Regions from separate parts of the Homo sapiens genome. Here region 2 is linked to region 1. The links are chromatin contacts, found by Hi-C or POLR2A ChIA-PET in ENCODE. All regions are on one chromosome and are shown on one strand. The core of a region is the stretch at or near the end of the contact, and the rest is flanking DNA. Distances in the headings are between cores, read along the strand shown. Region 1 has its middle 8.5 kb from the start of FRMD1. Region 2 has its middle 54 kb from the start of FRMD1.

Evidence for each region. A loop is a pair of places that touch in the nucleus more often than their neighbours do. ChIA-PET counts read pairs that join two places held with the same protein, here RNA polymerase II (POLR2A). Pooled maps may share reads with other maps.
Region 2: a map of Caco-2 shows a loop between it and region 1 (4-fold over the local background). The contact joins two enhancer-like sites. A Hi-C loop is called at or near these places in 5 of 168 maps with a recorded cell type or tissue (Caco-2, HepG2, IMR-90 and 2 more) and 2 of 50 pooled maps. POLR2A ChIA-PET finds 5 or more read pairs at or near these places in 2 of 52 experiments (H1 and WTC11).

Annotation. Positions count from the first base shown.
Region 1 is chr6:168,084,570-168,090,884 of GRCh38, reverse strand. It overlaps a transcript of FRMD1 not described here. Among named protein-coding and RNA genes, the nearest start is that of FRMD1, 8.5 kb to the right of the region's middle. Within about 2 kb of position 2,549, at least 3 of the 41 ENCODE cell types and tissues checked have a DNase peak (open chromatin) inside an H3K27ac peak, as active enhancers do.
Region 2 is chr6:168,129,662-168,135,976 of GRCh38, reverse strand. No RefSeq gene overlaps it. Among named protein-coding and RNA genes, the nearest start is that of FRMD1, 54 kb to the right of the region's middle. RefSeq lists an enhancer at 6,235-6,315. Within about 2 kb of position 2,601, at least 8 of the 41 ENCODE cell types and tissues checked have a DNase peak (open chromatin) inside an H3K27ac peak, as active enhancers do.

The DNA of each region.
Region 1 (6,315 bases), core at 1,300-3,799:
TGAGCCCCGATTGGCAGATCAGTAAAATGGACAGAGTAGCCCCCAAGAGGGCGGCTGAGAATCACATGGAAGCACCGTGCATGGTGGACGTGTGCCCTGGGTGTCATCTGTTTCCTCCAAACTTCAGCGCAGCACACATTGCTAAGCACGCGCCATGGCCAAGAACTGCTCTCAGCAGTGGGGAGATGGAAGGGAACAAAACAGCAGCAAGTAAGACCTTGCAGAACTTTCCTTCCAGGGAGAAACAGACAACAAACAGGCAAACAGGCAGGGGTCAAGTTACTCTAAACGCCGTATGCAGCCATGAACATGCAGGCTTGCGACAGGCCTCCCCATGAATGCAGCATCAGAGCCGGCAGTGAGAACAGGGAGAAGATGGGCTGGGCAGCCACGCTGGGAAAGAGCTCCTCAGACAGCATGTGCAAAGGCCCAGGGGCAGGGAGGCAAGGGGCTAGGGTGGCTACAGCCCAGGGACCCCTTAGTGGGAGCAGACGGTGAGGCCAGAGAGCGAACAAGTCCAGCCCACAAGGGACTTGAGATTGTGGTGGTTCTCAGGCCTCTAGCTGCTCAGGAGGGAGGTGGGAGCCGTCTGTGGGCTTTGAGCAGGAGTTCTCTGCTGTGATTTCTGTTCAGCATGATCACGGGGCTGAGAGCGTGGGGGGCAGAGGGACAAGAATGGCAGAGGAGACTCTAGAGCCCATTGCCAACATTCAGGAGGGAGACGAGCCAACCAGGGGTGGGTCCCAGTGGTGGACGTGGAGGTGGGAACGGGGTCAGATGGAGGCTGGGTGGGTTCTGGGGGTAACGCCGCCGGGATTGGCTCACTGTCTGGACGCGGGGTGGAGAGCCAAGCTGAGACTGAGAGACTGAGTCCCGCATCCTACAGCCTGAGCAGGTGGAGGATGGGCTGCGAGTGCTGAGCAGCTGCTTTTCCTGCCGGCGAGGAGGGCAGCACGTCCCTTAAATAAACGGATGACAGGGCACCACCAGCGCCAGCGGGATTCGTGCCCCTCCATGGGAGCGTCTGTTCTCACTGCGGGGCTCACGTGCTTTCCCTCACCTGCCCCGGCTTCCCGCTGATTTTAGGAGCAGAGTTCCATTTTCTAGTGAAACCTGAGCAGTGTCTCTGTGTAAAACAGAGTTGCTGTGCCCGTCCGCCTTCGATTTTCCGCTCCCCGCTGGGCGGCCCTCAGGAACTTCCCAGGGACCTGAGGACAGACGGGGCCTGCCCCAGTGCTGCTGGAAGGGGTGCACCCTCATAGAGAATTCAGAAGCAGCAGTGAAGCTGCTGATGGTCGATTATCTGTGCACAGTGACGGTAAACAGTGTGCGTGATAAACACAGCTGCCTGGAGGCGGCCATTCCTGCCTCGGTCCTCCTCCACCTGTGTCCTGGAGGTCAGCTCCCCATGGGAGAGGACAGCCGACCAGACCCCAGGCGCCTTCTCAAGGCTGGTCCCTGAACGAAGGAGGAAGCGGCCACAGCCTCCTGAGAGTCCCTCCAGGGCCACGGGCCTTAGAGGAGGAGCTGGTGTTGCTCCACAAAAACGTTCTCTAAAAACCACTGTGAGGCTGACAGTGACTGTGCCCCAGGGGCTGTGACACACCCTGGGTCCCTTCACCCACTGGCAGCAGAAGGATCTCCCTATACAGCTGAGGGAGCAAAGGCAACAGAAATCCAGGGACCCCCAGGGAACCACTGGCGGAGGCTGATTGGGTTTGAACCTGTGCCCGGTGTCAGGGCCCACTCTCACCACCCAGTGCAGCCCCCCAGGCAGGCTGCTGGCCCCTGTGTATGGCCCTGGTGTGGGGCCAGCCCTGGGATGAAGTTATTTTATTTCCCAAATTGTACCCTTCCCCTAAGCCACAGCTCCCATTCCCCAGGAGCCAAACTGGCGGGGAGGACTTGGGCTCTCAGCAGGGCACGTGTGATCAGTGTCTGAGAGCAGGCCCAAGGAGTGGGGAGGTTGACAGGCAGGCCGGTGGGTCACACGGACACAAGGAGTGGGGAGGTTGACAGGCAGGCCGGTGGGTCACACGGACACCTGGTTAGTAGCGCATGTGTTTATGAGAGTTAACATTTGCCTTGCAGTGGAAGGCTTGTGCTAGCTGGTGCTGTGTGCAGGGGACAGCAGTAAGAGGGTAGCCTGGGGGTTCTGTCTACAAAGCCCTCCTGCCTGGGACAGGAGTGACAGGGTAGCCTGGGGGTTCTCTCTACACAGCCCTCCCACCTGCCTGGCTGCAGCTGACCCTGCCTGAGCCTCTGGCCCTCTGGTCCTGATGGGTTCACAGCTCCTGTCTTCCTTCCAGGAGGTTAGAGCACTTTTTAGTGCTGAGTTAACAGCGGCAGCAGCTGAGGTCCCACAAGGCGAGTGTTTATGCCTGAGAAGATCAGATGCCGGGGGAGGCAGCAGGGAGAATTCCAAGCATCTGCCCTCTGGGTGGAGGGGAAAAGTCCAGAGCTGAGGCAGCAGTAGCAGCTGAGAGGCCTTTGTGCTCGCCTTGCCTCCCGGCCACTCCCCCGCCCGCAGTTTCTTTCCAAGAATAAAATCCAATGACTCTGGAGAGCAGGCACTGAACCCGAGCACCCAGGGGCCTCTGCCTCCCAGCAGGGGCAGGTGACGGCGGGAGGGTGGTGGCTGCAGTCTTCGGGCTCACATAGTCCCCACCCTGAGACCCCAGCCGGAGCATCCCAGAGGCAGCATGGGCCCTGACGTCCCCCACCAGCTTCTCTCAGCCCCGGCTTTCTTATCTCTAAGATGGGAACGAAGAGCGCCCTAACCCCCAGCTTGTTGTGGGGTGAGGGCCTGCGGGGGAGACTCGGAACCAGAGGGAGAGAGCCTTTTCGGGGCAGGGTCCCAGGGGCTGAGAGGCCCTGCTGGGAGCACACACAGAGCCCCGCCCTCACTGACACTCTGTGTCTGACCTGCTGGCTCATGCCGCCCCTCCCAGGTCCTGAGGTTCTCAATCTGTGATCTGGGGCCAGGGTTGGAAGCACCATGAGAGGGGTGGAAGTGTGAGGGTCCGGGGGTCTCCGTGCCCAGACGGGTGGTGAGGTCAGCGTCCTTGGGGACCCTGGGAACAGCGGTAGAAGGGGATGGACCTAGGAATGGGTCCTGCTTCAGCCCCTCTTTAAGGGACGTGACCCAGGAGCCCAATCTCCCCAGAGAGTAGCCTGAGAGCCTGGGAGTGGGATGTCCTCACATCTCACATGCTCCACACGCCAGCCCGTGCATCTCACATGCCAGCGCACGCATTGCACACGCCAGTCCACGCAGGTCAGAGCTCTGAGTGGTGGGAGGAGGGCCACTGCACCCTCACCTGGACAGCAGCCTGCGTTCTCCCCACAGAGCCGTCTCACGATGTGCGGCTGACAGGGCCCTTTAACCTCTCTGTGCACCTGGGTTGACTGACATTGTTATCGGAGTGGGAGACTCTGCTGACCAACATGTACCCCACTCTGTAGGAGGAATCATTTGCACTGTCTGCAAAATTTCTCACATAAAAAGGTGAAATAAGTTCGGGCACAGTGGCTCATGCCTGTAATCCCAGCACTTTGGGAGGCGAGGTTGGCAGATCATTTGAGGTCAGGAGGTAGAGACCGGTCTGGGCAACATGGAGAAACCCTGTGTCTACCAAAAAATACAAAACATTAGCTGGGCATGGTGGCTCCCGCCTGTGGTCCCAGCTGCTCAGGGGTCTGGGATGGGAGAATCGCTTGAGCCAGGAGGCAGGGGTTACAGTGAGCCAAGCCCACACCACTGCATTCCAGCCTGGGCAACAGAGCAAGACACCACATGAAGAAAAAAAAAAAAGTGAAACAAGACTGAAATCAGTGGTTGAAAACCAGGCCCAAGGGAGTGTGAGCGGGGAGAGGTGAGTGGCTGGTGAGCGCAGGGCTGAGGTGACCACAGAATCGGGGACTGCTCTCTGAGGCGGCTGGGTCACTCCATCAGGCCTCAAGGAGGAGGGTGGCTCACTCCAGGCAAAGAGCAAAGGTCCTGGCTAACAGGTGCCCAAGGGCACAAACCAGAGCAGAACGGGGTCACATGGGCTTCACCCCGGCCCCCACAGTTTCCATGGAACATCGTGCCATCCAGTGTGGGGAGACAGGGAGAAGCCCAGCTTGTTCCACAAGGACAGCAGTATGGGGATGCCGAGGGGGGTGACAGACGACGGCCCAAGGGATGCATGATCAGGCACAGCCAGTGGCCCATGTCCACAGTGGGAACATGGGCGGCATCCATGCTGGGGACATGGGTGTCCACACTGAAGATGTGGGTATCCATGCTGGAACATGGGCAGTGTCCACACTGGGCACGTGGGTGTCCACACTGAAGATGTGGGTGTCCATGCTGGAACATGGGCAGTGTCCACGCTGTGGATGTGGGTGTCCACACTGAAAATGTGGGTGTCCATGCTGGAACGTGGGCAGTGTCCATGTTGGGACATGGGCATCCATGCTAGGGGTGTAGGTGTCCACACTGAAGATGTGGGCATCATGCTGGAACATGGGCAGTGTCCACACTGGGCACATGGGTGTCCACACGGGTGTCCACACTGAAGATGTGGGTGTCCATGCTGGAACGTGGGCAGTGTCCATGCTGGGGACGCGGGTGTCCATGCTGGGGACGCGGGTGTCCACACTGAAGATGTGGGTGTCCATGCTGGAACATGGGCAGTGTCCACACTGGGAATGTGGGCATCCATGCTGGGACATTGGTGGTATCCATGCTGGGGTATAGGTGTCCACGCTGGGGACATGGCTGGCGTCCCTGCTGGGGATGGGGTGGCTCCAGGGCCGGAAGGCAGGCAGCATCCCACGGAGCCCTCATGACAGGGAGGTACGGGGCCACTCTGTTTAATGTGTGTGAATTCTATGTTCTACTCTTTGCACTTTTTCGCCAAACTTTGAATTTTGAAGTGATTCACCATTAGCACCCAGCACAACATTCCAGAAGTTCTGCCCTAGTCCTGCAGCTCTGCGGTGTGCCGAGGGACCACACGGGCTTTGGATGCTGTGGCTGGGCGATAGGGAGCCATGGAAGGCTTTGGATGCTATGGCTGGGCGATAGGGAGCCATGGAAGGCTTTGGATGCTGTGGCTGGGCGATAGGGAGCCATGGAAGGCTTTGGATGCTATGGCTGGGCGATAGGGAGCCATGGAAGGCTTTGGAGCAGGGACACCTGGGAGGCAGTTGCAGATCCCCCTGCAGTTCTCACGGTGGCCATGCTGGTGGCCACGCCCTTCCGTCCAGGCCTCCTTGGTCCCTTTGTTCTCACAGAGGTTGTGGCTTCATTGAAAGTGACCGACCTCCTCTGCACACCCCCTGGAGCCCAGTGGCCCGTCCTGGGGAGCCATGGTGGGGCGTGTGGCTGTGGGTGGCCATTCATAGAAATGGCAAGAGGGGCACATTCCCAGGGGCTGGAGTGCCCAGAGGCCCCCCACAGCTGTCCCAAGCCTTTGAGAGGGCTCCTCCGATGTCCCCGCCACAAGGTCTCCCTCCCTCCAGGCGGCCTCACTGTGGCCATGTGGAGGGAGGCTGGAGTGTTGGCCATCCTGAGCCAGGCGGCTGCCACTTTCTGGAAGGCCTGGTGGAGTCAGTTCCTGCAGCTTCCACACTGTGCATCAGGTGAGAATGGCCTGGCTCCCCACAGGCCCTCAGGTTGGGGCCTTTCTAGTTCTCTAGGATCCAGGTCACCCCTGCATCCTGGTCTGCAGTTAATGACTGCCTGGCTCAGGGACTCTATTCGGGGCCAACCGACTGCTCCAAATATTCCTTATAACCAGAAGCTGGGGACTGTGGAGCTCAGTGGTGGTGGAGGGACCTGCCAGCCCTTTGTGGGAATGTGTCTGCTTGGCACAGACCAGGAACACGGGAGGGAGTGACACCCACGTCCACGGGGCCTGCAGTGGGTCCCGCCCTCCCCCAGCAGCCCACTCCGCTGCTGCAGCCCCTCAACCTTTTCTGCTGCCAGCCCCCTGCTGTGGCTGTTTGGTTGCCACCCTCATTTGGGGCAGGCCTTGCTCTCTCCCTGTGATGGGGAGGAATGAGGTGGGAGGCGGGACCTCTCGACCATGGGACGCCTGCTATGTCCTGGTCTCAGAGTCAGTCTTGGTCTTGGGAGGATAACACAGAAGGGACAAGAGGGCTTTTTCCCTACAAAATTCCGCACACTTGTCATTCCAAAGGGCAGGTGAGTTTGAGCCAGCGGGGCTGCAGGCGCTCTCACGGAGGGAGCCGGGTCCTGCACGCCTGCCTTTGTTTGGGAGCAGCACAGGGAGGGCCCACGGGAAGAGGCAGTCTGGGGACCAA
Region 2 (6,315 bases), core at 1,352-3,851, 45 kb before region 1:
AAGCCCCAAGATGATGGTATTAGAAGATGGACCCCCCAGGCTGGGCGCGGTGGCTCACGCCTGCCATCCCAGCACTTTGGGAGGCCGAGGTGGGTGGATCATGAGGTCAGAAGATCAAGACCATCCTGGATAACACGGTGAAACCCTGTCTCTACTAAAAATACAAAAAAAATTAGCTGGGCCTGGTGGCGGGTGCCTGTAGTCCCAGCTACTCGGGAGGCTGAGGCAGGAGAATGGCGTGAACCTGGGAGGCGGAGCTTGCAGTGAGCCGAGATCACACCACTGCACTCCAGCCTGGGTGACAGAGCGAGATTCCATCTAAAAAATAAAAAAAGAAGATGGACCCCCCCAAAGGGGATTAGGTCATGGGGGCTCTGCCCTCATGGGTGGGATCCGTGCCCTCGTAGGAGGGCCTGAGGGAGAGAGTTCGCCCCCCTCTGCCCCTCCGCCCACTCTGATGTCAGGACACAACCACAGGTGCCAGCTCGGAAGCAAAGAAGAGCCCTCACCCCACACTGAACCTGCTGGCACCTTGATCCCGGACTTCTCAGCATCCAGAACTGTGAGAAATCAATTTCTGTTGTTTAAAAATTACCCAGTCTAATGTATTAGGAGTGGGAATGGATGGAGACATACACATCACTTACTTCACTTACTTCACTTCCCTCACACCCAACCCTGTATGACTCCCACCCCTGCATCCCCGAGTCCTGTACATACACCCAGGCTGGGCGGGCTTGACCCACTCACCCCTGCACCCCTGAGTCCCGTACATACACCCAGGCTGGGCGGGCTTGACCCATTCACCCCTGCACCCCCGAGTCCTGTACATACACACCCAGGCTGGGCGGGCTTGACCCACTCACAGTTCTGGCCCAAAGTCAGAGAAGCAGGGACTCTCAGGCTCCAGCCCTGAGATCAGGCCCAGCAGGGGGCTGCACGGTCATCACAGGGACTGATGGGGCCTGCCTGACCACCAAGTGGCTGCATCTGACGACTGGACGTCCACGCTGGAGCACCTCCTTCCAATCACCCGCCACAGGGCTCCTCTTCTGCGCCAGCATGCACACCCTCCTGCACACCCTCCTGCACACCCTCCTGCCTCCCCTGCTCTCCTTTCTGTAGGGATTTCACTTGCCTCATCGGGAGGTGAGGAATGGAGGATGTGAGCATTCTTGCAGGGACTGCTTCTGGCAGGGGGGAGCACAGCTGCAGGACCTCGCACCAAGGCCACGGCCGGCCTCTGGTTAAAAGCAGTCTGTAAACCAATTTGGGTTCTCGCCTAACCCAAACTTCTCCAGGCTTTGCCAGTGTTTAGGAACAAACACGATCGTGTGAACAGCAATCATTAGAAATGCACCTGCCCTATCCCCAGCAGCTGCAAAGCCCTCCCCTGGGTGCTCCTGGGTCCTGGGAAGTGTGGAGAGAACACGTGCAGATCAGCCCTGCAGGTGCAGACACTTCTCCAATCCCTGTGGCCTCAACCCAGTGGCTGCAATATGCATCCCTCACTCGGTCTACGTACCAGCAGCTGCAGTGTCCACCCCTCACTTGGTCCACATCCCACGTCCCAGAGCCTCGTGGGGACACAGCTGCACATTGGCCTCTGTCCAGAGTGTGCAGGAAGAGAGGAGAGTGTCCGGTTGAGGGGCTCGGCCCCTGTGACACCCTAGAGAGGTACCTGAGGCTGTGCTCCACCACACTTTCCAGGGTTCAGGGCATTTTCTAGGATGGGACTTTGTGTCACCTTCAGCCCTCTTTGCTTAGCATCCCAGCCATGTGTCCAGAGGACAGATGGGGGCTGGATTTCCACCCAATGCCTACTGGTTCAGGGGCATCTGGTCTGAGACCTCAACGTGTCACTGAGTTCTCCAGGCACGTGATACTCAGCGGCCAGCAAGGGCTTCATGGACCCAGGGGCAGCTAGCAGGGCTGTGACACCGGGAGGAGGCCATGCCTTCAGGGACTCCAGCTCTGAGTAGCCAGGAGGAACATGCAGTGGACTCCTTCACGGATGCTGGTGCAGGAAGCAGAGCTGAGAACCAGCAGGTCAGCAGGGGACAGCTCCGACAGCACAGTGAACATGTGAAACAGAGAGTCACCATTGCAGGTTCATCCGCTCTGCCTGAGGACATGAGCACGTGTCCCCAGCAATAACGTCCACTGGACCCTAGACAGGCTTTCCCAGTATTCACTATCAGATGAGAGTGTGCAGGTTAGAGTTTGCCAGCAGAAGCTGTTCTACACAGTTGAGATTTGGTTCCTTTTTTTTTTTTTTTTTTTTTTTTTTTGACACAGGGTCTTGCTATGTCACCCAGGCAATTATTATTGGAAAATTACTCTTCCTGCGGAAAATGAAACTGCAGCTTGGGTTCCACAGCCTTCTTCCCGCGCTGCCTCCAGGTCTGGGTATCTGAGTCAGAAGAACAGCTTGGCCTGCAGACCTGACCCTCTCTTAGTTGCGTGTAGGCATCTGCAGGCTTATCCAGGGGGTCAGGGGGGCCCTGAGCCTTTGGCTTCCTAGCCAGCTCCGGACGGTGGTGCTGCCGGCAGGCCCAGCGGGCTGCGCTTTCCTGACTCAGCTGCTGGATGGCGGCCTGCAGTCTGTGAGCCGCGCCGGATTGACGGCCCTGCCAGTGAGCTCCATCTGACCCCACAGCTGCTTCTTTAACTCCTTCTTTTTCAGTGACCATGCAGTATTTACAAGGCACGTTCAGAGTTTATCTTTGAGACCAATTGCAAATCAGAGCGGTTATATTTTAAATGTTTTAATTAATTCTTCTAAAGTCCCTTTTCCTGAGTTACTGTCCGTATCAAGGCAGAAAGGCACCCCAGCTCGCCTGGAATCTCAGGCATCAGACAATGGTTCTGGGACAACCCAGTAAGTGGAGAAGCACCGAACAGCCACCAGATGGCAAAGTTGATTCGACGAACAGGACCGGGCACAGGGGCCGCCAGACAGGCGACGTGACCGGCACCCTGATGTGCGCCGCATTGCTCCTGCGGCCCGGGCAGGCGTCCGATCGCCTCGCATCCCACCAGTCGTCTTATCACCAGGCGGCTCCAATGTCTCTGAGGCAAGCAAGGGGTGATTCATACTGTGCAGCTTTCAGCAAATCCTCCCAGCTTGTTCCCAAGCCCTGAGTCCCGGCGTTGAAGTTTGAGAAACAGCCGCAAAGCAGGATGAAACGGTGCAGCCCATGGGCTGGACGCGCTGATCTTACGGGGATCAGCCACGACTGGAAAACACAGACGTGCTGTTTCTCCTCAACAGGAAGCCCGATTCTGGGGAGTGCCTACAGCCCCGAGTGGGGACAGCAGTTCCAGGCGGAAGGTGCAAAGTCGCCCTCTGTGATGCAAAAGCACTGAGGTCAAACCTTAGGATCCCAGCGCAGCTTGAGGTGAAGGTCCCTGTTCCCTTCCAGCCTTGAAAGGAGAAATTCCCAGGAAGACACAGGAAACGAGTTTGCATCTTACAGGAAAAGAAGCTGAGCCACCAACAGCCAACTCCTGCTACAGAATCCTGTATCCCTCATGCATCTTTACTGAGTGCCTGCTGTATGCCAGGCAGCTTTGGCAATGGGGTTACCGTGAGCAGAACAGCCCTGGTGCCCACCACTGGGGAAGGCGAGACAGCCCACAGGTAACTCCAGGTGTGGTCAGTTCTAGGAGACAGGATGCAGGGTCAAGGACACTGAGTGGGCCCTCCTCCAGCAGCCAGGTGACCTGAACTGCAGACCTGGGGACTCAGATCAGCTGGCTGAGAAGGAGGCAGGAAGAAGGCTTTCCAGGTGGGGGGATGGGAGAGCCAGACAGAGGCCAGTGCGGCCGGAGCTTAGCAGGCAGGGAGGAGAGCAGCAGGAGCAAGGCAGGCAGAGAGACAGGGCAGACAACTATCCCTTCCTCGGACACAGGAATCTCCTAACTTCTCTCCTCCAAACTCTTCCCCAACCCACTCCTGGCCTCAGCCCCCTGCCCACCTGAACCCGCTGCTATCAAGGTCACAGTGACCTTCTCATTACAGCAGAAGCCTCTCTGTCCACATCTATGTGACCTCTGGTTACCTTCCCACTTGCTGACCATCGGCTCCTCCCCAAAACACACCTGTCTCAGCTGCCCCAGAAGATCCCACCCTCCTGCTTGCAGAAGGAACCAAGCTTCGCCTCCACCTGGAGACCCAGAGCTCCTCCCCGCTCTGCCCTGATGCCTGCACTCCGTGAGCCACTTCCATGAGCCTCCTTTCCATTTAAACGCCTTTGCTGTGAAATGGTGGCGGGAGCGTCGAGTACGAGCCGGGCACAGTGTGAGACCTCGGTCCTGACCCGGGAGCTTACGATCACAGGAGGCAGGCAATCAGCAGAGCAGCTCCCAGGCAGCATGATGGGCCCGGAGCACAGGTGGAGAAGCAGGGCAGGAAGGCTCACAGAAGGGGATGTTTGGGCTGGGTTTTAAAGGATGTGTAGGAGTTCATTGCTCACAGGAGGGGCAGTGAAGAAAAAGAAGTGGCAGGGACAGGCCCAGGGGTGTGAGACGGTGGGGGTTAGGGAGGGTGCTGTAGGAGCAACTGGGAAGATTGGGTGAAAGGCACATGGGGTCGACCTGGAGATGAGCTTTGGAGCCAGGACACAGGTCCTGAGCTGGGCTCTGGCCTCCTGTGAGAGCTGCCTCCTGTGCTCCCTCCAGCCACAACATCTCAGCAGGTCTCCTTTGAGGAGGGTGGGGCTATGGTTAGACAAGGGTGCATATCTCCCACGGACAAGGCATGATGCTATGTCTATAGGGAGCATGGCACAGCTGCTGGCACCCGGTCAGGTGCTGCTCTTCTCACAGGCACAGCCCTGCTAGCTCCCACCGCTGCTCCGCACCTCCCCTGCGCCCTGGAGCTCCTCCAGCACCGTGCTGCTGCTGAGGAGATGAACTCCCCACAGGACGGGACGGGACCCTGAGGGAATCACCTTCACTTCCCCAGCACAGGGGAGCATTACAGGTGCTCACTCACTGCCTGATGAATAAATGAAAGACGGTAGGAAGCCCTGGGGAGGCTCCAAGCTGCAGTGTGAGGCCCAACGTGCAGAAGTTCCCGCCAATTCCCTGCTGCCCCAGCACAGGCAGGACAGGCCCCCGCCTGCCTCTCCCCCAGCTCAGATGCTGACCTGGGGGTTAATTGCTTCGGGTCTTTGAAGTCTTTGAAGTTGAAACACCTGAGCCTGCTGTGGAGCCCAGTTAATCATGGCCCTTGTCGCTAACTGCTGTGAGCACACAGATGGCCAGATAAGAACTGGGAAGAAATGCCAGGGTCTGGGGGCTGTACATACCCCCACCTCACAGGCCTTGGCAGGTGCCGGTGGATGGTTTCCTTCAGGGAAGGCTGATCGCAGCCACGTCACCAGATGGTCCCAGCCGGGACGGCCCCTGGCGTCAATGCTGTCAGGGTTGCCAACCAGTGGTCTTCTCGTGGCCGACCGTGTGCCCCCCACACTCAGCCGCCAATATGTCCACATTTCCTGAGCCAGGTGCTTTGGGAGAGGCCATCTCCTGGGTCTCTGGCCTCGCAAGTTTCTGGGGCAAACCCTCACATGCGTCCCATCCGATCTCATTGGTCAGCCCAGGCATGCCTGCCTGGGTCAGGTTCGTGCATGGTGTGAGGGGGCAGCAGCCAGAGAGCTGGAGTCAGACCAGCCAGGGCCTGGCTGCCTGTCCTGGCTCTGGGACTTTTGGCATCATCGACGCAGGGAGGGAGCAGAGACCAGAGCTCAGCACGGGGACTGCGTCAGACACCCAGAGGCCTCCATCAAGGAGAGTGGCCAACCCCTGCTCCTCAGAACTCCAGGTTAAAGTCATCAATCAAAGCCTGACGTTCAAGAGGAAAGGGAGAGACAGTCTCTTCGCACCTGTCTCTGGGGAGAGAAGGACCCTGCCCGCAGCCTGCTGGTGGTGCCTGGGCGAGCTCTCCTTCACTCTCAGAGAGAGAGAGAGACAGAGACCCCTTCTCTCCATCAGAGGCAGACAGGGGCACCGCCTCGACGATCAGCTTCCTCAGCCAGAGCTGGGGCCACCTGGAAATGAAGCCCAGGAATTTGCTCCTCGGTATTTTCCAGGGTAGCTGTTCTTTCAACTCCTGCGACACTTAACCACGCATCACAAATAACTGATGACCACTAACGGTTGGATTGTAAAGCTGACCTGCGTGGTGGCCGGCCCTCAGCCACCCCTGACCCCCGTGGTGGCCGGCCCTCAGTGCCCCCGCTCTGTGGAATCGGTGCCCTTGTGCCACCCCCCTCATTTGGCTTTTTGACAAAAAGAATGCAGCAAAAA